Linked DNA regions of Mus musculus: region 1 is linked to region 2. A link is a loop called in an ENCODE intact Hi-C map of the cell type or tissue named here. Cell type or tissue: left cerebral cortex. All regions are shown on one strand. Each heading gives the region's core, and the rest is flanking DNA. Links, peaks and the distances in the headings are about the cores only. Region 1 overlaps Myom1 (myomesin 1). Region 2 holds the start of Lpin2 (lipin 2).

What was found. A loop is a pair of places that touch in the nucleus more often than their neighbours do. Peaks named below come from ENCODE experiments on the same cell type or tissue, not always from the same donor. Only the 100,000 strongest peaks of a DNase experiment are listed, where the experiment ranks them.
Region 1: a loop joins it to region 2, with 2.1 times the contacts of the local background. A loop is called at or near these places in 23 of 42 quality-filtered maps.

The regions. Positions count from the first base shown.
Region 1 is chr17:71,060,889-71,070,838 of GRCm38, reverse strand. It overlaps Myom1 (myomesin 1), which reads right to left. Exons shown (of 37, transcript NM_001083934.1): 11 at 9,573-9,714; 12 at 6,192-6,391; 13 at 3,470-3,526. Among named protein-coding and RNA genes, the nearest start is that of Myom1, 46 kb to the right of the region's middle. In left cerebral cortex, for the core only: CTCF peaks have their summits at 1,477 and 6,036 (motif pointing left); a DNase peak (open chromatin) is centred at 6,037.
Region 2 is chr17:71,177,118-71,187,067 of GRCm38, reverse strand. It overlaps Lpin2 (lipin 2), which reads right to left and starts at 3,536. Exons shown (of 20, transcript NM_001357791.1): 1 at 3,324-3,536. In left cerebral cortex, for the core only: no CTCF peak of the experiment used is centred there; DNase peaks (open chromatin) are centred at 2,860, 3,613, 4,495, 8,101 and 2 more places; H3K4me3 peaks cover 2,979 bases; H3K27ac peaks cover 3,345 bases.

The sequences.
Region 1 (9,950 bases), core at 1,219-9,218, 120 kb after region 2:
GTGTCTGTGTCTGTGTGTGTGAGTGTGTGAGTGTGTGTGTCTGTGTGTGTGAGTGTGTGTGAGTGTGTGTGTGAGTATGTGTGTCTGTGTGTGTGTTTGTGTGTGTGAATGAGTGTGTGTGTGTGTGTGTGTGTGTGAGAGAGAGAGAGAGAGAGAGAGAGAGAGAGAGAGTAGGATTCTAAGCCCCTCTGTGATACTGCAAATCCTGTCAGGGATGGGACATGCAAAAGAATTTATTGAAGTTTTATTGATTACAATTAGTCAAATATAGCTGTCTATTTCATTTCCTAAAACAATCTAATTGTTATATAAATATAGGTAACTATGAAAACCATATATAGTATCATGGAGAGTGGCAATTTCCTTAAAAAGCTAGAATTTTTTTATTCTATAGCAACCCCAAGTCGTTTTGCTATTTGGTTCATCTATCTCAGATGACTTGATATGAACACAGAGAGAGATCCTGTCACTAAAAAGAATTCTACATGGTGATTTGTTTGCTACAGAAATAACTACAGTGTCCTGGGAACATAGGCTACCTCTGGGGAGGGCTGTCAGAAACGGTTTCTTTTTGACCAATTTAATATTTGAATGCCTAAATATCAATTTAATACACTAATTTGTATCGAGTTCTTGTGTTTCCCATGGGATGAAAACTCACCAACTTGTCAAGACAAAGCCTGTTTCGACTAGCTTTGTTATGATCAAATATACACCACTAGGAAAGAAGAGGGAATGTGTCATGCCCCCCTGAGTCAGCATCTGTGTCATTGAATTGTGTCACTGAGTTTCAGTGAGAATGGCCCATCACCCCCAAGTTCGTTAACGTCAAGCCACACTCTGCAGGTCTCAGGAGTGCTCTCTTCATGGGAAATTAAATTATGAAGCTGATCCTGGATTCATTCATTTTCAACAAACCAACTCCAGAAAAATATGTACATTTCGAGGACTTTTGCCGGAGTTTTAGGTTTAGAGTTAAAATATGCAGTGACTTGTTTCTCCCTACAAGATTTACTGCTTCTGACTTGAAGCATCAGGATACGGCATATGTTCTAGAAACTTCTTCTGGGGACTTGTTTCAGTGTGTTGTGCTCAGAGTGATTCTTACCGTGTAGGACATGCTTTGAGCAACAGTTTGACGCCAGCTGTTCTCACCCGCTCTGCTGCTTTCTTAGGCTAAGTGTCACTTTCAGTACCTTTTAGCTTTCATTCAACTTTCCTCTGGCTGCTTTAATGCTCTGGGATCATTATTTAAAGCTTGTTGTCTGGTGCACGAGGTTTTTGTTTTTTTTTTTTGTTTTTTTTTTTTTTTCCATACAGGGTTTCTCGGTGTAGCCCTGGCTGTCCTGGAACTCACTCTGTAGACCAGGCTGGCCTCGAACGCAGAGAGCCACCTGCCTCTGCCTCCCAAGTGCTGGGATTAAAGGCGTGTACCAAAACCCTCCCTGTGCTCAAGGGACACAAGGGCTCCCCCTGGAGCCTGGGACTGCAGCGTGGCTCCCACACTATCATTGCTGCCTCTAACTGGACTAAACTCTCCGAAGCTCTGCATGGAAACTGTCAAACTGGAACTCTATGTTCATCGAGGATATATTAAAGAACAAATGTTAAACAAAGACCTTTTCAGACACACAAAGGAAAGTTGATTGATAACCGGAAAATCCGAGCTAAGGGAAAGTTGAGAGATGTGCTTCTGCCGAAAGAAAATCTGGTCAGATAGAACTCTGGAATCTAGACACTGAAAAGAAAATAAAAGTGAAGGATGCAGTCGCACATGCTTGTGAGAGATCTTGTTTGAAATGAAGGAGAGGAGGATGAAGGAGAGATTAAAATGTGAGTAAACACAGAAACGTTCTTCAGGGGCTGGAGAGACGGTATCTCCTCCTCCACTGTTCTGAGACTGGAGAAATGGCTCCACGGTTAAGAACAGCAGCTGCTCCTTTAGAGGAGCAAGGTTTGGTTCTCAGCACACACAGAGTGGCTCTCAACCATGTCTAACTCCAGTTCCAGAGCATCCACTGCCCTCTCTGTCGGGGGTACCAGGCACACGCAGAGTGCACTTACATGAAGCAGGCAAAACACTCATACACAAAACAAAGATGAAGAGATCTTTAAAATGATGGGGTTTTAAAAAACAAAAAACAAATGAACGAAAAACCCTCTTTTCTAACTTTTAAAATCTCTCTGAAGAATCGATGACTACTTGAAGCCAATACAATATATTAACATTTATGATCTATACACAAATACAATGTATGACAATGGCAGCAAGGAATGGAAAAGGTAGGCTGATAATTAAGTATATCAAAAATGTCAAATGTTTAAGCTTAAAATAAAGAATGACATAATGTAGATGAGAGAGAATAATTAAAACATGTCCAAGTCCGAAGAAAAGAGAAAATGGGAAAAAGAAAACTGGTGTCACCAATAAACATATGATGACAGATTGAAATTCAGTCATGTCAAATTATCACACATGGGCCTGTGACATGGCTCAGCAGGTAAAGACTTCCTGCTAAGCCTCAGAGCCCATAGAAGAGCCAGGCAGGCACGGTGTCTGCCTGCTGTCCCAGTGCCTGGGACAGAGAGACACAGGATTCCCAGGGCAACCTTGAGAGATGTGCTAGCTAGAACCCGTGAGTTCTCACTACCATGAGACCCTGTCTCATTAGGTAGAGAACACCCAAGAAAGACACTCCACATGCCTGTGCATGTATGTGCACCTATGCACATACAAACATGAATGAACCACACACACACATACGCATATGCAATTAAGAATGTAAAGTGGAACTATCATTTTGGTAAACAGCAATTTCTTTGAAAATAAAACATGCACCTGCCACACGGCCCACCAATCTCTCTCCTAAGTAGTCACCCTAGAGAGGTGACAACCACATATCCATGCAAACACAGATGGCTCACGGAAACCTCTAGCAGGGTACAGATACGTTGGAATTGACTAATGGCTACATCTATATGATAAATCATAAAGTAAGTATGCTAGTGATAGGAAATAAAGATGAGTATGATCTTATTTATGCAAAATGTGGCCAATTCAAACTATGGTGTCAGGAAGCAGGACTGTGGTGAGAGGGAGGAGGGACCATGAAAGAACATGATAAGGTAGAAGTGCCAGGCATGTCATGATGATGTGCACACACATGAGGCTTATCAGATTGAACTCTGACATGTGCACAGTTCATCGTATAACAACTGCTTCGCAATATGTCGTATAAAATGAAACGTGATCCTTTGGGGCCTGGAAGTACAGCTCATAGGGTGAAGTATGTCCTTGGCCTGTCCATGGCCCTGGGTTCGAGCCTCAGCCCCCGCCACCCCACACCTCACCAATCTGCCTTCTCAGGATGTTCTTTCAAAAGCTTCATGGACAATAATATATTTTTATGAGCAAAGAAAGCTAAATCACACAGGCAACAGTGGCGTCTAGAGAGGACAGAGTTTTTACCTGTAGGCTCTTCTTCCGTGACAATGATCTGTCCAGTCCAGGGTGCTGAAGGATGACCTGAACGGACAAGTATAAAGGTCACATGTTCACAGATGTGCTGTTGTCTCTATGATAAACCAATAAACTGGCTGCATGAGTCAAATGGGTTGTAGTTCTCCTGTGTAAATTCCTAATGCGTCTTTATCAATGTGTGTAAAGTACTGGGTGAAGCATACCCCTCCCTGACAGTTTCTGGAGTCTCTCTGGACTGCGCTAAATTGTGCTCCCATATCTGCTCAATACACATCCCTTGAAGCAAACAGGCTTTCCCATGCCTTCTTCAGAGACAGCACATTTGGAAGAAACACCACTAGGACAGTCAGAAGCCTAACAGCTCTCTATCTATAGAGGAGGCAGGATCAGGCAGGAGAGCTGAGTGGGAGCAAGCCCTTCCTATTGTTTTTGAAAAGTATTGTCCATGGGAAGTCAGTCTGAATCCTTCCTGAGTGAGGAAGAAGGAAGAAAGAGTATAGAGGTAAACACCTCCTACTGGGTTGTCTCACCCAGCCTTAATATCAGGGGATGTGCCTAGTCTACTTACAGCATGCTGCGCCATGTTTCATCGATATCCCTGGGAAGCCTGCCCTTTTCTGAAGGTAAATAGAGGCTCTGAGTGAGAGGGAGGAAGCGGTGGGTGGGGGGTTAGGAGGAGAGGACAGAGGGGAAACTGTGATCGGTGTGTAATATACTAGAGAAGAATAAAAAAAATTTTAAAAGAAAATAAAAAGAAGGGGGTGGGCTCCATCTTGTGACCCTGAAAGCATGAAAAAAGAGAACAGCAGGTGGAAGAGAGGGCTAAGCAGGTAAAGGGGCTTGCTGCCAAGCCTGAGGACATGAGTTCAGTCCCAGGGACCCGCCTGGAAGAAGGAGAGAGAACTGGCTCCTGATAGTCGTTTGTCCTCTGGCTTCCACATGAACACTGTTGGCATGCACGCCCACATACATATATACACATAAACCCACACAGATAAGTAGGTAGATAGAAAGATAGATGATAGATGGATAGATAGATAGATCGATAGATAGATGATAGATGAGCAGATGGATAGATAGAGGATAGATAGATAAATGATAGAAGATAGATAGAGGATAAACATAAACAGCTAAATGATAGAAGATAAATAGACAGATAGATAGATAGACAGACAGATAGATGGTAGATGACTAGATAGATAGATAGTAGATGACTAGACAGGTGATAGGTAGACAATAGAAGATACATACATAAAAGATACATGCACACATAAATACACACATACATATATTCATACATACATACATACATACATACTTTAGGGAAGAAACAATGGCTCAATCTTGCCTTACTAGGGGGAATTTCCACCCAAGTCTGCACAGGAAACAGGAAGGCACAGAGATGACAGTGCTTGTTATTCATAAACATCTTGTTTTACAGGCATTCAGAAGGAGTAGAAGAAAGTGTGAGGTGGAACTGCCTAAGAGGAGTCTACAGGTGATGGTATCTTTCTTGGAGTTTTGTGATATCACTAGAAGGAACTGAGGCAAAGAATAGAACTTTATGTGCGGCATGGACCTGTAACCCCCCCACAAGGGTTAGCCCCTAGCCACTGGGGTATTTGGTAGCATCTGGAAACTTTCTGGATTAAAACAGGCAAATAATACCGTCACCGTGTCACAGGCAGAGACAAGGGCTATCTGTAAGCATCCCACATTCACATCCCTTCACAACTGCTGGCCCTGTGACGAGGGCCATTGGACAGAATGAAATGTTACTATCTAGTGATGCTTATGATGTTATTATAGACCCTAGTATTGGGAATGCCATACAGGTTCCCGTAGAAGGCAGAATTTATGTACATGGCTTTGGCATTCAGACTTGGAAGATAAATAGATGTAAATAGGTAAAATAATTATCTTTATAGGTTTTTATATTATATTTTAATTGTGTATCCCTGTGCACGTGTATGTCTTTGTATGTGAGGGTGCATGTGATTGCATATATACCACAGAGCACATATGGAGGTCAGGGTACACCTTGCAGGAGTCAGAACTCTCCTTCCACCACGGAGGTCCTGGGCATTGAACTCAGATAGGTCAGGCTTGGCAGCAGGCACCTTTACCGGCTGAGCTATCTTGACAGCCCAAGATTATTTTATATTACCTAAATGGAAACGCAATTTTTTTTTTAATCAACACAGAGACGCTCACAGGGGTTCAAGATTAGTGCTTTGATGAAGACGTCAAGGTCAAGAAATTCGCTTTGAACCGTAAATGCAGTTATATTCAGAATACACTAATAATGTGGATAAAAATGATCTTCGAGCTATTTGTCCCCATATTCATTCCACACCTCATGCTTATTATACAGATTGGCAAGGTACACTTTCCTGAGTAATGTTTTTAAAAAGATAAAATAAAATGAGGGTTTTAAAAAACACTCAAAAGAAATAATGAATCAAAAACAAATTATTTTTTATCCTCTTGGGCTCGCTCCAAACACGGGATTTTTCTGATTGGAAAAGGATTTCATATTCTTGTCTCCCTCTAGTGGAGAGGAGAGGAATTACTTGTAGTGACACCTACCACAGGTTTCTTGGTTTTGTTTTGGATTTTGGTGATGGGGGGGGTTGTTTGTTTTGGTTTGGTTTGGTTTGGTTTTGCTTTTGCTTTTCAAGAAAGATGCAGACAAATGAAAAGGACTTACTTTTTAGTCTAGCTTTCTCAGCTGGATCCAAAGCCGCCACAGGCTCAGAAACTCGGGATGGCAGGCCTATTCCAGTTTTATTCACAGCTCGGACTCTGAATATGTAGGAACGGCCTTCTATCAAGCCAGTGACTGGAAACCGAGCAAACTTCACAGGTGTGTCATTGCACTGAGACCAGGTATCTGTGCCCACCTCACACCTGAGGGAAAGGAGAATTAGCAGGATGTCAGGCAGACTACGACTAAGGTGAAAATTCACCCTCTCGCTTCAGATCTTCCCCGTGCCAAAACATGGAACTCCTGCCTGGCTTCCTAGTCCTAGACTTCAGACACTCAGTTCCTCTCAAGTTCAATGTGTCTTTTTAAATTTTTCTTTTAAAAAAAACTCAAGTATTTGTGTGTGTGTGTGTGTGTGTGTGAGTGTGTATATGTATGTCTGTGCCTGTATGTGTGACTGTGTGTGTGTGTGTGTGTGTGTGTGTGTGTGAGTGAGCGGAGTGTGTGACTGTGCATGTGTGTGTGTGTATGTGTGTGCGCACTAGTGCCACAAATTGTGTGTGGAAGTCAAAGGACAGCTTGAAGGAGGTTTTTCTTCCTCCGTCAGGTGGGGTATGGGCATCTGTCCACCTGTATTCACTACATCTCACCAGCCAGCAACTAGACATGTTTTAACATGAAGAACGAAGCCTCAGACCTTTCTAAACAAGCAGCTGATTTGTCTTGTGTGTCAAGAAGAGGAGTGAGAAAATCACGCAGGTATCAGAATCCTTTTTTTGTTTTTTAATGTGTATGAGTGTTTTGCACGTATGTGTACCTGTGCCCCACTTGTACACGGTGCCTGCCAAGAACAGATGGAGTTGGATCCCTTGGAACCGGAGTTGCAGGCAGGTGCGAGCTGCCATGTGGGTGGTGGGACTTGAACCCGGGTCCTCGGAAGCCAGTGCTTTGACCACTGAGCTGACTCTCCAGAATCTTTATTCAGGAGAGGTTTGGGAAAAAGATCCCTCATCCCTGCCCCACTGACACCTTTGACTCCACTGCCAGTCGTCTCTCTCTGTCTTCTTCAGGTGCTTTCTTGTAAAAGCAGAACTACTGTAGGATAAGTTGGGACCTAAAAAGATAACTGGACAGCTGGGCGTGATCACAACCCTGAGGCTAGTCTCGGCTCTACAGGGAGACTTTCCAAAAGGTGAGCCAACCATCCAAAACAGAAGGAAAAGCTATTTGTACTGCAGTTTGGCAAGCCGCTCACTGTTTTCCTACTTGGTGATCACTGTGTTCTGTGTGAGTACAAGGGTCAGGAGGTTATCGTAACGTTTTTGTTTCTTCTCTTTCCTCATCCTCCACTCTGTTCTCTCTCCCAAGCTGGTTTTGAACTCATGACCCTCGTGCCTCTACCTCCTAAGGACTGGGACTGCATATCCTGCCCGGCCATGTTTTTTTATTTTACAACGAGGCTCATGGTTTCCACGGGGAAATGGAGTGCTTTGGAAAACGCTTTCAGCTGCCTGCTAACGTAGCAGCTGGGACCCAAGAATGGAGTCAGAGAACTGCTCAGAAGATTGCAATAGTTCACATGACGGCATTGAGCCAATCAACACAGCTCCAGAGACAACCCTGGAGAGAACTGTGCAGCATTATAATACAGCAACTCCTTGTTCTTATTGCAAGTAGTACACAGTGCTTTTAGTTTAAAATGCATCCCCAATACAGCACTATGTTCAAAATGTATAATTCCCAACTAGTTCTCATGGGAGGGCAGTGCCAAAAAATTGGGATATGGCTGGGAAAGGGGGATCTCCCCTTCGTCACTATCATTTACATTCTTTGATATCGATAACGACTGCTTTATTTAACGTTATGTAAATTCCCATAAAATGTATTTGCAATTCATGTCTTCCATCCACTCTCCCTAAATGTCTGCTTTGTAGAGTTTCTGGAGTTGCTATGTGTGGGAAAATGGCAGGGAGCTGAGGAGACTACAGCAGTTATGCTAGAGGTGTCTCCCAAGGTCTGTCTGTCTGTCTGTTCAGACATTACCACTGTGACTCAGTGACACTAAAATATGCTTCTCAGCCTTCATTTGTGCAGGTGAAGGCATCATCTCTAGAAGCTTCTATAGCATGTTGGAGCAGAAAGAGCACTGGCCTACAGCTGAGCTGTGTTTGAATCCTAGCTCTGGGCTTTCTACCCATGTGACCTTAGGCAGGGTAACAGGGTATCTTTGCTGGCATGTGGCTTGGGCCAGCTCTTTCTTTCCTACCTGTAAAAGCAAGGCCTGTCCAGGATGGTCAAGGGCTAGTGGTAAGTACATGCAGTGTTTTGAACAGTGTTTAGCAAACAGTAGCTATTAGCCATGCCGTCATTTATCATGGCCAAGGCAAGAGAAGAACAGCATGCGTTGCTTACCCTGTCTATAAAGTGTGCAGATCCCTTGGCTGTTTGTCAAAGACAACAAAGCAGAGACTGACAGTACAAAAGAGTTTATGTAAGCCTCCACATTCACCGGAAGTAAGTGAGCTTCCATTCTATTTTACATCTACGGCTAAAATAGAACCGACTACAAACATTCCTCTGTCAGGTACTGAGCACAGTAAATAGAGTTGGGTTTTGGTTTTGTTTGTTTGTTTGTTTTACTTGTTGTTACAACTATGAGGTTTGATGCATTGATATAGAGCTGTCTCTAATTGTTTGCACAGCCCAAAGCAAAAAGAGCTGGAGCGACCACTCTAAGAAAAACTAAGTAGAGGATCACCTACTTGGGCCAATAGTTTGAATTCATTGCTTGTATTGTTCAAACACAGTAGATGTGTAAATGTGCAAAAATGACAACTCTTGGGATCCATCAGTTCTGAAGGCTATACTCAAGAAAGACTCTTGGGTAAGAGTGTAGCCCAACACTGGGAATTTTTGTTACTATTTCTTATGTTATATGGATAACTTGAAACCACATCATACAGTATAAGGAATTAATTTGTGCCCCTAAAGTCAGTACTTTTAAATGACTGTCATACCAGGAATGCAGTTGTTTAGTATATTGAATATCAGTTACTTCAATTCTACAGTGGCCTCTGCTGATAGGTTTACAATTTAACTATATTCTTGCCATGTTAGTGACTTGAGTTGATTGTCAAATCAAAAGGATTAATGTAAATAAGTAGGTACTAATACGTATGTAGTTATGTGTAGTATACATATATATTGCATACATTGTATATATTATACACACATCACATACATACATACATACACACACAGAGAGAAAGAGAGGTAGAGGAGGAAAAAGTCAGAGACAGCATTTCACTTAGAAATAACAGGAGGAAATCAAGCGCACATCTGGACACCTACAGAACTATGACTGAGGTTAGGCCAAGCACTAACTTATCGATAAAGTATCCCAGGATAGGGCTCCCTCCATCCACAGCTGGCTGCTTCCAAGAGATGATGATGTAATCCTTGTTAGCATCCAAAGACACCACATCCAAGGGTGCAGCTGGGGCTCCTTCGATCTCTGCATCAGCATCTGTAGAGACAGAGGGATCCCGTAAGCTGCTCAGCCAGGCTCTGCCAGCTCGGCAGACTGTGGTCACGGCGCACACATTTCCCACACGTCACAGTAGCTACGTAGTCGGCTTCACAGAGCAAGCTCCAAGTCTTATCATTTGTTCAGCAATATAACAAGGTATGCTTTCCACTTCTGGTGGAAGATCATTAGATGAGAGAATAAAGGGGGCTCTGAAAAGAACCCATGAACCTTTT
Region 2 (9,950 bases), core at 841-8,840:
TTTAAAAAGACTCAACTGCAGTCTGTGAATCAAACTAGAAAAGAAGTGCTTGTGTCGTCATACCGCACGGAATAGATCTTACAATGTAATAAAGTCTCCTAACACATCCTCGGGTTTTGTTTTGTTTGGTTTTGCTTGGTTTTGAGATAAGATCTCACTCTGTACCCCAGGCTAGCTAATCGTGGAACTGGTGAGTTCCTTCTGACTCCTGATCCCAAAGCACTGGGATAACGACTTGGGCAACCTCTCTTCTTGTTCTTCCTCTTATCTCTTTCCAGATTCTAACAACAGTAGGAGGAGATGATCAACTCAAGCTTCCTGCCATAAACAACAGGGCTGGAGGTGAGGCAGACAGACAGAACGCACAGGGTAGTAGTACTCCGGCCATCCCGCCACCACATACGGGTTGCTACCAATAGTTAGGGATCTCTACTGATTTCATGTGGTCCCCAAGAGTGAGTGATTTTTCTCTTACATGTTCATCTTGAAAAATACAGGACTGAAACATGTGAAGTGTTTCGCTATTAAACCCACTGCTGTGGCTGGAAAGATCAATCACTGGCTAAAAATGTTTGCTGTACAATCATGAAGACCTAGTTCAGATCCCAGCACCATTAGGTCTGGACAACTGGAGTGAGAATTGCTGGCTTAGCAGAGTAACTAAATATATGACCTGTAGGTTCAGGGAGAGACCCTGTCCGAAAACAATATGGTATAAGGTAATAGAGGAAGGCACCTGACTCCCTTCTTTGTTTACATGAACACAAGTGCACACATTTACCTATGACATTGTAGGGGAGGTAGATCCCCTAACTGTTAGCAAAGTGAGTAAGAAAATGTATTCAAATATTTTATTACAGGGGGCTTAGGATATAGTTCGGTTGGTAGAGTACTTGCCTAGCATGCACAAAGCCCTGAGTTCAAGTCTCAGAACTTCCTCAACCAATTATGGTGGCACACAATACAGAGTAAGTTCAAGACCTGAACTATCTGAATGAGACTGTCTCAAAAACATAAAAACTTTATTATCAAGACATCATCAGAGTGTTATCACTGCAGGGTATATCTTCCAGCTATTCCAATTTTTTTAAAGAATTATTTATCTTATATATATGAGTACACTGTAGCTGTCTTCAGACACACCAAAAGAGGGCGTCAGATCCCGTTACAGATGGTTGTGAACCACTATGTGGTTGCTGGGAATTGAACTCAGGACCTCTGGAAGAGCAGTCAATGCTCTTAACTACAGAGCCATCTCTCCAGCCCCCATTCCAATGTTTTAATGAGACATTGTTTACACTGGATTCTGACAACTGAAGGCCCGACTACAAAGCTATAAGCTATTTTGCCATGAAGGTGACAGGTCCTAGGACCCTGAACCTAAGCCAAAAGTATTAATTTACTTAGCAATGAAGGGAGTCAGACACAGCTAAAGCAAAGTTGCAAATCAACTCCTGCAACCCTGCTGACCAGCTGATTGAGAGGGTACACTTCCTACAGCCCCACCCCTAAACAAAGTGACAACAGGCCCTGGGGACAGACAGAGGATTTCAAAGACAAGACACATAGGCTTAACTTAGACTTAAGATCTTGCCCACAGGCTGCTGAACACCTAAGGGAGGCACCAGTGCACCTCCCAGCAAGAAGGGTTCCAACTCATTGTCCCACTTCTGAAGTATATTATGCACACCATCAGAGAGGATAGCTGCAGTGACCTATACTATATTTAAGTCCAATATTAATATTTAAACACAACAAAATGTCCACCGTAATGTTCACTGGCCTAACCTTTGACCACCTCTGACCCGTGATAGCACCAAGATTATCCCATCCAAGGCATACCATACAAGAAAATTTGATGATTTCATTTCATTCCACTGGCTCCCAGTGACCTACAAGGACAAACTGCTTGCAGCTTCTTCTCTTCACTCAAGAAGCCCCAACCAAAGCTCTTCTAAAAGCCAGCCTCTGTGCTTAGTAATAAACAGCTATTGGAGTCTTGCCTGCGGGGATCCTGTGCCCAGTGCAGGGGATAGTCCAGTCAGTAAACCAAAACGCACAAGGCTAAGCAAGGAGAACAAGCATACAGCCATTCAAGAAACAAAGCTCCGACCTTTATCCCTTTATCTGCTTAACTGCACTTGGCGTTCAAGGGTTTTCAAATGCTCCCATTTCCAGAGCCTCTTAAGCATACAGCTGCTCTGCCGAATCTCAATTTTGCCACAAACGCGAAAGTAGACCCAGCCATTTCATTTCTAGCATGCTACAGCTATTCTGCTACTACCTCGAACTTGAAGATCGCTGGGGCCGATAAACCACAATCAAGAACACATTTAACTAGGAGGAAGCCCGTAGGAGGCTACCCACGGGCAATGTGAGAGGGCACACCGGGCAGGGCAGCCCAACGAGGGCTAAAACACCTGTTTCCTCCCACACTTGGTGGCTGGCTGGGTTGCTAACCCAGTCTAGCAATACCTGCCACGATTCGTAGTTTTAAGCCAGTGAAAGCAATCAATGTCGGATCAACACAGACACTAACCGGCAAATGATCCCAAAATAGATTTCAAAATTCAACTTGTGTTATCATAACGTTTTAAATTAGTGAGGCGAGGTTCGGTACCAACTTAACCAGCATCCCTACTGCTGGGCAAATGAGCTTCAGCGCCATGCAAGAGCCTCAGTTTCCATTTTTAATTTTTTTTTAAGTCTCAAAGATGCATTAAAATAAGTGTGTGGCCGCTTGTTCAGTAATCCCTCAGTGCCTCTCCAAGTATCCTGCGTTCCAGTACTTTCTGAAAGCGAGGGCGATCTTCCTAGTCTTGTTCTGCATAATTATGGCTCCGAAACGCCATCCTAAATTTGAATGAAAATAATTTTCTTAGGCTGGGGTGGATCCGCGGCGCTCAAAACTGGGCCTCAGAGCTCCGGTTCCCACAGCCGACAGAACCTTCCAGGGCCCCGGGGGTCGCCGGCAACAGGCTACTCACATCTAAACCAGGTCCGCGGCCTGCAGGAGGCGGCGGCGACGGCGACGGCGGCGGCGGGCAAGCCAACGGCCTGAGGGAATAACTGCACCTCGCCAGTCCCGGCCGGGGGATGACCGCGACCGCGCGCCGGCGTCCGCTCCCCTCCCCCAGGCCCGGGGCTGCGGTCCCCGGGCGCGCCGCCCGCGGCTCGGAGGACCGCTGCCGACGTGAGGGTCTCCGCAGACGCCCGCGCGTCCTCAGGCGGCGCGGCCGCGGCTACGTGGCCCACGCGAGGCGAGGCCGCGAGCGGGGACGCGGCCCCCCGGGAAGCCCCGGCGCTGTCTCCGGCCCGCTTACCTGCGGCACCGCGCGCGGCTCTCACTCGGCGGACTGTTGTGCAGCCCCGCAGGGATGCCCCAAGAAGCGGGGGAGCAGGGGGCGGGGCCGCCGCCTCCGAAGCCGCGGGCTACAGCGGAGCCCGCCGGGCCTCATGAATGGGACGCGGCGGCGGCAGCAGCGGCGGCGGCGGCCGAGCTGGCGGTAGACTGCGCGCACGCCCCGCCCCGGCCCGGCCACGTGACGCGAGCTCCGCCCCCGCCGGCCGCGCGCCTGGAGCCCTGGGCCCCTCCGGGGAGAGAGCAGCTCGACGCCGGCGCCGGCCTCAGAAGGGCGCTTTAAAAAAAAGTTTCCTCCGGTCCCCATGGCAACCTTGCGGCGCTGCGTCGGGCTTCAGAGTCCAGCTACCAAAAAAGAGTGCAAACGGTCTGCTGCATAATGGTGTCCCCGCGTAACGCGAGTGCACCATCATGGGATCACTGCAGAACCCGTATCTTTCCTTATTTACCCTTGGAGCTCGGTGATAACACCGCCTACTTAAAAAGTGCACTTTAACGGCTGCAGCTGCGAGTGTTAGTGACGGCGGCTGTTTTTCGTCTTGTATATCTGCAGCTGGTTCTTTCGATGGAAGGCCATGGCATCACTTCTAAATGCTTGTTAATTTCTTCGTGCTCACCGCGAGCATGAACAGTGTGACACAGTCTTCCGGCCGCTGAGCCATGCATTTATACAAACTCTCTCCGGTATGGGCCTGGGCACAGCAGTTTCTTTGCAACAATGAAGCGCGGTGAGCATAGTCTGTGCTGGGACCCGGGAAACCTTTCGTTTCCCTGCCTAAGTACCGCCGTGTGGAATTCAACCAGATTGCCTCAGTAGTTACCAAGGTCCACAGAGACACCCAAACCTACTGGGATTTTTCACTTCAGCGTGGCTCTTCATCTGATCTACCAGTGAAAGAAATGTTTTCAAGGTTGAAAGTTTCCCGTAAATGCTCGAGAAATACTACTCCTCCGCTGTGGGGAAGTGCAATTAAACCCAGAGAACCCAGTCCTCAATCCCCAAGTCAATGCACTGGGAACAGCTACACCTTCATTCCCATTGGGAGCCCAATGTAGCTTGCAGCCCAGACTGTAGAACACGCTGTTACTGTTTGTTCTCTAGCTTCTCATTCTTGACTTTTCCTGTTTCTCTCGGGATAGTTTCATTACCTCCTACCTTGGGAGGGAAATATTCTCACGCTTCCTTCCTCTCATCATGCAGAAAGCAGCAGACAACCCGCCCTTCCTCTGTCACCGCCCCCTCTGGGCTTTGACACCTTACTCAGAAGGATTGGTTCATGTTTATAGTATTTTCCTCATTCTCTAGTGGCTGCCTGCTTCATGCTACTACTGAGGCAGAAGAGGAACTAATTAAATATTTGTTGACTGTTCCTCGACTTCCCCCAGCTGATACCTGTAAAGTTGGGGCACACCCAACTCCCATCTGCTTCACTGCCCAGAGTCTTTCCTCACCTTCTGACCCTACCACCTTCCAGTTTCATGGCCAAGAACCTTCCCCCACCAATCATCGGTCTGCTAGTCTAGATGTATCTTTCATTTCAAAGAGAGAAGACCTTGTTGCCCCTAATGTAGTTTGGCCCGAGATGTTTTGACTCTAGAGTTGCAAGCTGTCTTGATGTTTTGTTTAAGAATATCTTTCTGTGTCCTTTCGGGGTTTCCCCACCGTGCACTGCAGCCTCTCCTTACAAGCCATGGAACGGCATATTCTTTTGTTTGTTTGTTTGTTTTTGTTTTTATTTTTAATAATTCTTATTTTTGAAATTAGGATATAATTACAGCATTTCACCTTCCTTTTCCTTCCTCCAACCCATCTCATGCATTCCTTGCTCTCGCTCATATTCATGGCCTCTATTTTTTCATTGCTTATACATACATTCATAGATATATAAATCAGCCTGCTCATAACATAAACACATACATGTTAATTGTATGTATATTATTTCAGGACTGATCATTTTGTACTGGATAACTAATTGGGGTGTCTCTTCCCTAGAGAAGACTATTTCTCCCACTCAGAATTACTTAATTGTCTGCAGTTCTTTGTCTAGGGGTGGGGTCCCCTAAGAATTCTCCATTCCATATTAATATGCCTATTGGTATGGTTCTTGTTCAGGTCTTGAAACAGCCAAGTTGAGGCTTCGTGGGTATAGCTTCCTTGACATTTCTGAGACAAAAATCTCATAGCAAACTTCCTGTTCCCTCTGTCTCTTACAATCGGTCTGCCTCCTCTTCTTCCACATGATTCCTGATCCTTGGGAGCAGGATTTCTGTGGTAGATATATTGGTTGGGGCTAGTGATGGGCCAGCCTGACTCCATCTGAGTGATGGAAGCCATTTTACTATAAGGTCAGAAGAAGTTCAGTTCTGTTTGCTGAAATTTTCATGATTTTTTTTTCTTTACAGCTGAGTAATATTCCATAGTCTTATCTGTAGCACATTTTCACAGCTGAGCAATATTCCATAGTCTATCTGTGGCACGTTTTCATTAGTCTTTCATCAGTAGAAGAACAGTCAGGTTGTTTCCATTTCCTAGCTATTGTGAATAGAGCATCAGTGAAGAGGGCTGAGCAGCTTTCTATAGAGTAAGATGTGGAATTCTTTGGAACTATGCTGAGGAGTGGTCTAGCCCTGCCCTCAGATGATGAACTATTTCTGAAGATTCTGGAAACTTTAGGAGATGAGACTAAACTCGAGGAAGTAAGTTACTGTAGCGCGTGGAGACATGTCACCTCTGACTGCTTCCTGTCTTGCTTTCTGTTTCCTTCCATACATGAAGACCTGGGTTTACTCTCCAGGATCCAGATGAAGATGCCACACATGTTTACACTAGATTATAATCCCCAGGGTCTTAGTTATACTCAGTCTGCAGTCCAACCAGCCCAACAATGGGCAACTGTGATTGGGAAGTCAAGAGTCTAGGAGTTGCTCAGTCCCACAAGGGTCGCTGTTTCAGCTGGTCTTCTGTATGAGCTGGAAGACTGAAGAAATAGATTCCCACAGATGTGCTGACAAGTAAGCCTAAGCAGGAGAAGGAGGAGAAAGGGGAGTAGGAAAAGAGAGAAGAGGAAGAGAAGGAAGAGAAGAAGAGCGGCATAATCTTATTTACTGGCAAGGCTGTCTCTGTTTATCTGGTGCCTATTTTTAATTTTCCCAAGTAACGTTCTTCACAATTAAGAAGTGGAATAGGATGCTTTGCTAAACTATTATTAAAATGTTTCTAGGTAGTACCTGAACTCACTGTTGTTGGGTAATGTAAGAAAAATAAAAAATAAAAGTCCAAAATGACGGTTGCTAAGGTCTTGCATGATATCCTACTACAGTGGCTCATCGATTTAAATTTTGGAAAATGGGTGTTTTGAATATGATTAGGCCACAGTTTTCATTATAAGCATGAACGTTATTTCAGCTAGTAGTTACTTAAGGTGTTTTCTGTGTCAAAGCCTGGTTCCTGAGAGTTTAAAAAAAAAAAAAAAAAGAAATGGTGGGCATCTTCTCCAATCTGATCTTCAGCAAGCTCTCTCTTCCCCGTAACCGTGCTCCTAAACTTCTCTGGGTGCCACGTGTGAGTTTGTGGCCTCAAATAGTGGACTTCAAAATACATGAAAACCACTCATAAAGGGCGCCTCAAACATTTAATGAGGTTTAATTTCCACAAAGGTATGTTCCATCCTAATCAAGCACCTGGATGGAGCTCACTAATGTGTGTCAGCTAGCCTCCATGTGAGGTTAATTTGTCTTTATTCTTTCCCTATTCAGGCACAGTAAATCTTAGAAGGATTTAATGAGCTGTGAGATCTGTAAACATGGGCCTCCATCCCCTTCCTTCTTTCTAACTTAGGCAACACTCCCGTTCAAGCTGTCTACTTTTCCCTCGGAGGCTGCATTACCAGGCCCAGCTACCTGGAATAGCATGAAGCTTCTCCCGGGAAAGCCTGTCCCTCCTCCACCCATGATACTGCCCAGGCTAGAGTCACCAAGACCCCTCTCGAAGTCAAACATGGCGGACTCCTTTTGGGACCTGCATCTGGAGAGATGCTCTTGACCACCACTTCCCTGAAGCTCCTTCCTGCTCTCGTTGGCTGAACACCTGGGCAATCTGTGTGCATGTGCTGGGTGGTTTTCACAATGACGTCAGATTCTAGTCCACCCTTTGCACTCCTCTTTGACCCTGGCCCAGAATCTCATATCCCAGCTAATGGCACTACCAACCATTTAGTCATCTTTGTCGGAAACCTAGGGAAGAGTCTCAATTCCGGTACTGTCATCACATGTCCACCCTCCCTACCTCAGCATGTCTACTGTCTAAAGTTCTCTGAAGAATGGCTACCACAGGCACAAGTCATATCCTCTTCAGTTGTCCAATTTGCGACCTCTCCCTAGTTGCAGTAAATCTCTCCATCTCTCTGAAAGTCCAGAAGGGCAAAAGAGCTTTCTTCCCATCCCTCCAGCCAGTAATACTAACCACCCACCCTCGTTTGGGCAGATCTGTCCTTGCCAGTCCTTTGCCTTCAATACAAAGACTGACCTCCCAAGAAGCAGTGCCCCCTTTTGCTCCAGTTGTCTCTCCCGTTCTATGTGCGTCAGCCGGTCCTTCTGCAGTGTGATAACTTTTTAAATATTAGCTTCCACATTTCTCCCTGCACGCTCCTCTTTACAAGAATTCAGCAGGCATGCCACTTGTCTTGGGGAAGTCTGCTGGGGAGATGAGAAGCAGAAGTTGCCTGCAAGATGTTTCCTTCCTGTCTGTTATTTCCCAAACTCTAAAATCACCAAAGCACCCAAGTCAAGAGGGAGAAAATGTGTCTTTCATTCCTGAAAGAGAGCTTTCTCTGGAGTCAGGAGGAAAGCTCCTACACCCTCCTGCCTGGCAGCTCTGAGGACAGGGTGAGGTAGGGAACGAAACTTTAGAAAAGCAGCTTTTCTGTTCCTGGCTTTGATGTTCCCTGGGTCAGATGACAGCCTGGGTTTCCTGCACCGCCACAGTAGACCCAGCTCGTTTTGTAATTATATTCAACGGAGACAGGAGTGACTCAAGTAAGTTCCCACGGCTTGTAACTGGTGGTGCTGAAAGCTATCCTCAGGACTCCGTGACTCTGAAAGCTGTTTTGGGGGGAAGATATACTTTATTTCTAATTAACTCACAAAAGTGTAAATTTTTAGGTGACATAGCATGACATTTCAATACATCTCTAAGGATGTGATGATAATGAAGAAAACTGGCTTGTGTTTAGTTTCTTTGTTTTAGGAACATTCGTGATCTTGTCTACAAGTAATTCTAAGTATGCAATTAATTGACGCCAACCACAGTCAAAACTCTAGAAGTTCTTTCTCCTATCCAGCTACACTCCTGTCCCTATTAGCCCTCCTCTCTCCATTCCCACCTCCCACACACCCTTCGAGGGTTCTGTAGACACTGTGTCCACTTATCCTCCAGTCCTAGAGAGATCAGCATTGGCTTTTAAGTGTAAGTGAGAATGTTCCTCAACCTGTATTTTTAGCCACCAGTTTCCATCACCTTATCTCAGTGGCTTCAACTGCCTTTCCCCAGTCAATGACTCTTTTTTTTTTTTCTTAAGCTTGTAGTTGACCACATAGAGGTAACAACCTTAGCTCTTCTTCTGGGCATACCAGGCAATCAATAAACACTGGAAGAACAATAAAGGTGAGCTTATCTTCCTAGGAATACGCATGTGTAGGGGTCCAGACCACCTCTCCCTCTAAAAGCAAAACAATACAAGTTCACTGCATGGCTCCAGGGACAAACCTTCCTCTGGTGGCAAGGGACTCAAAACAAAACAAAACAAAACAAACACAGATAGAAATCTGGTACTGAGTGATCTGGACTCTCAAAGGGAGACACTATAACACCCAGGAAGCACAGCATGTTTATTATCCAGTTGGACATGGAGCCGGGATTATTGCATACAGCCGGACAAAGAGGAGAGGCCGTTATGTACAGATAAACAAGAAGACAGAGGCTATGGTCTTTAGCTGGATAAAGGAGACAGGTTCTAGTCTTGGTAGAAGCAGCCTCTGTAGGGGAACAGTCTTCAGGCCCTGAATATCTCAAGGGAGAAAGCCACAGCAGACATGTTCTGCATGAATTGTCAACATCCAGACAGAACAAAAGGGAACACGTTGTCATTTCCCTTGGGTCTACAGCTCGGGGTCTTTATACGGCTGATCCCAGAACAACAGCACACACATTCACTCAGGACCCCACGTGTTCAAGGCTTCCTCCATTCCTCACCAAGGTGAAATATGTATAAAATATGTTCCAGAAAAGTCTACAAGTTGTCAATAAACTAAGACAGCAAGACAGGATGGAGACCAGAAGCCAGAAGGCAGAAACTCAGCAGTGGCCTGAAGGGTATTTACTAAACTTGAATTTAAACAATGCTTCCTATAGCCCCAAGTGTCTTAAAGGGCAAAAGGAAAAAACACCCTGTGCTTAATAGATGACCAATAAAAATAGGCCCAGAAACAAAATAAAAGAATGAGGAAAAAATATCAGTTTTTCACAAGCCCACTCCAAAACCTCATGAAAGTTGACACTTGGAAGTCATAAAGCAAGCCTATGAGCATTTTG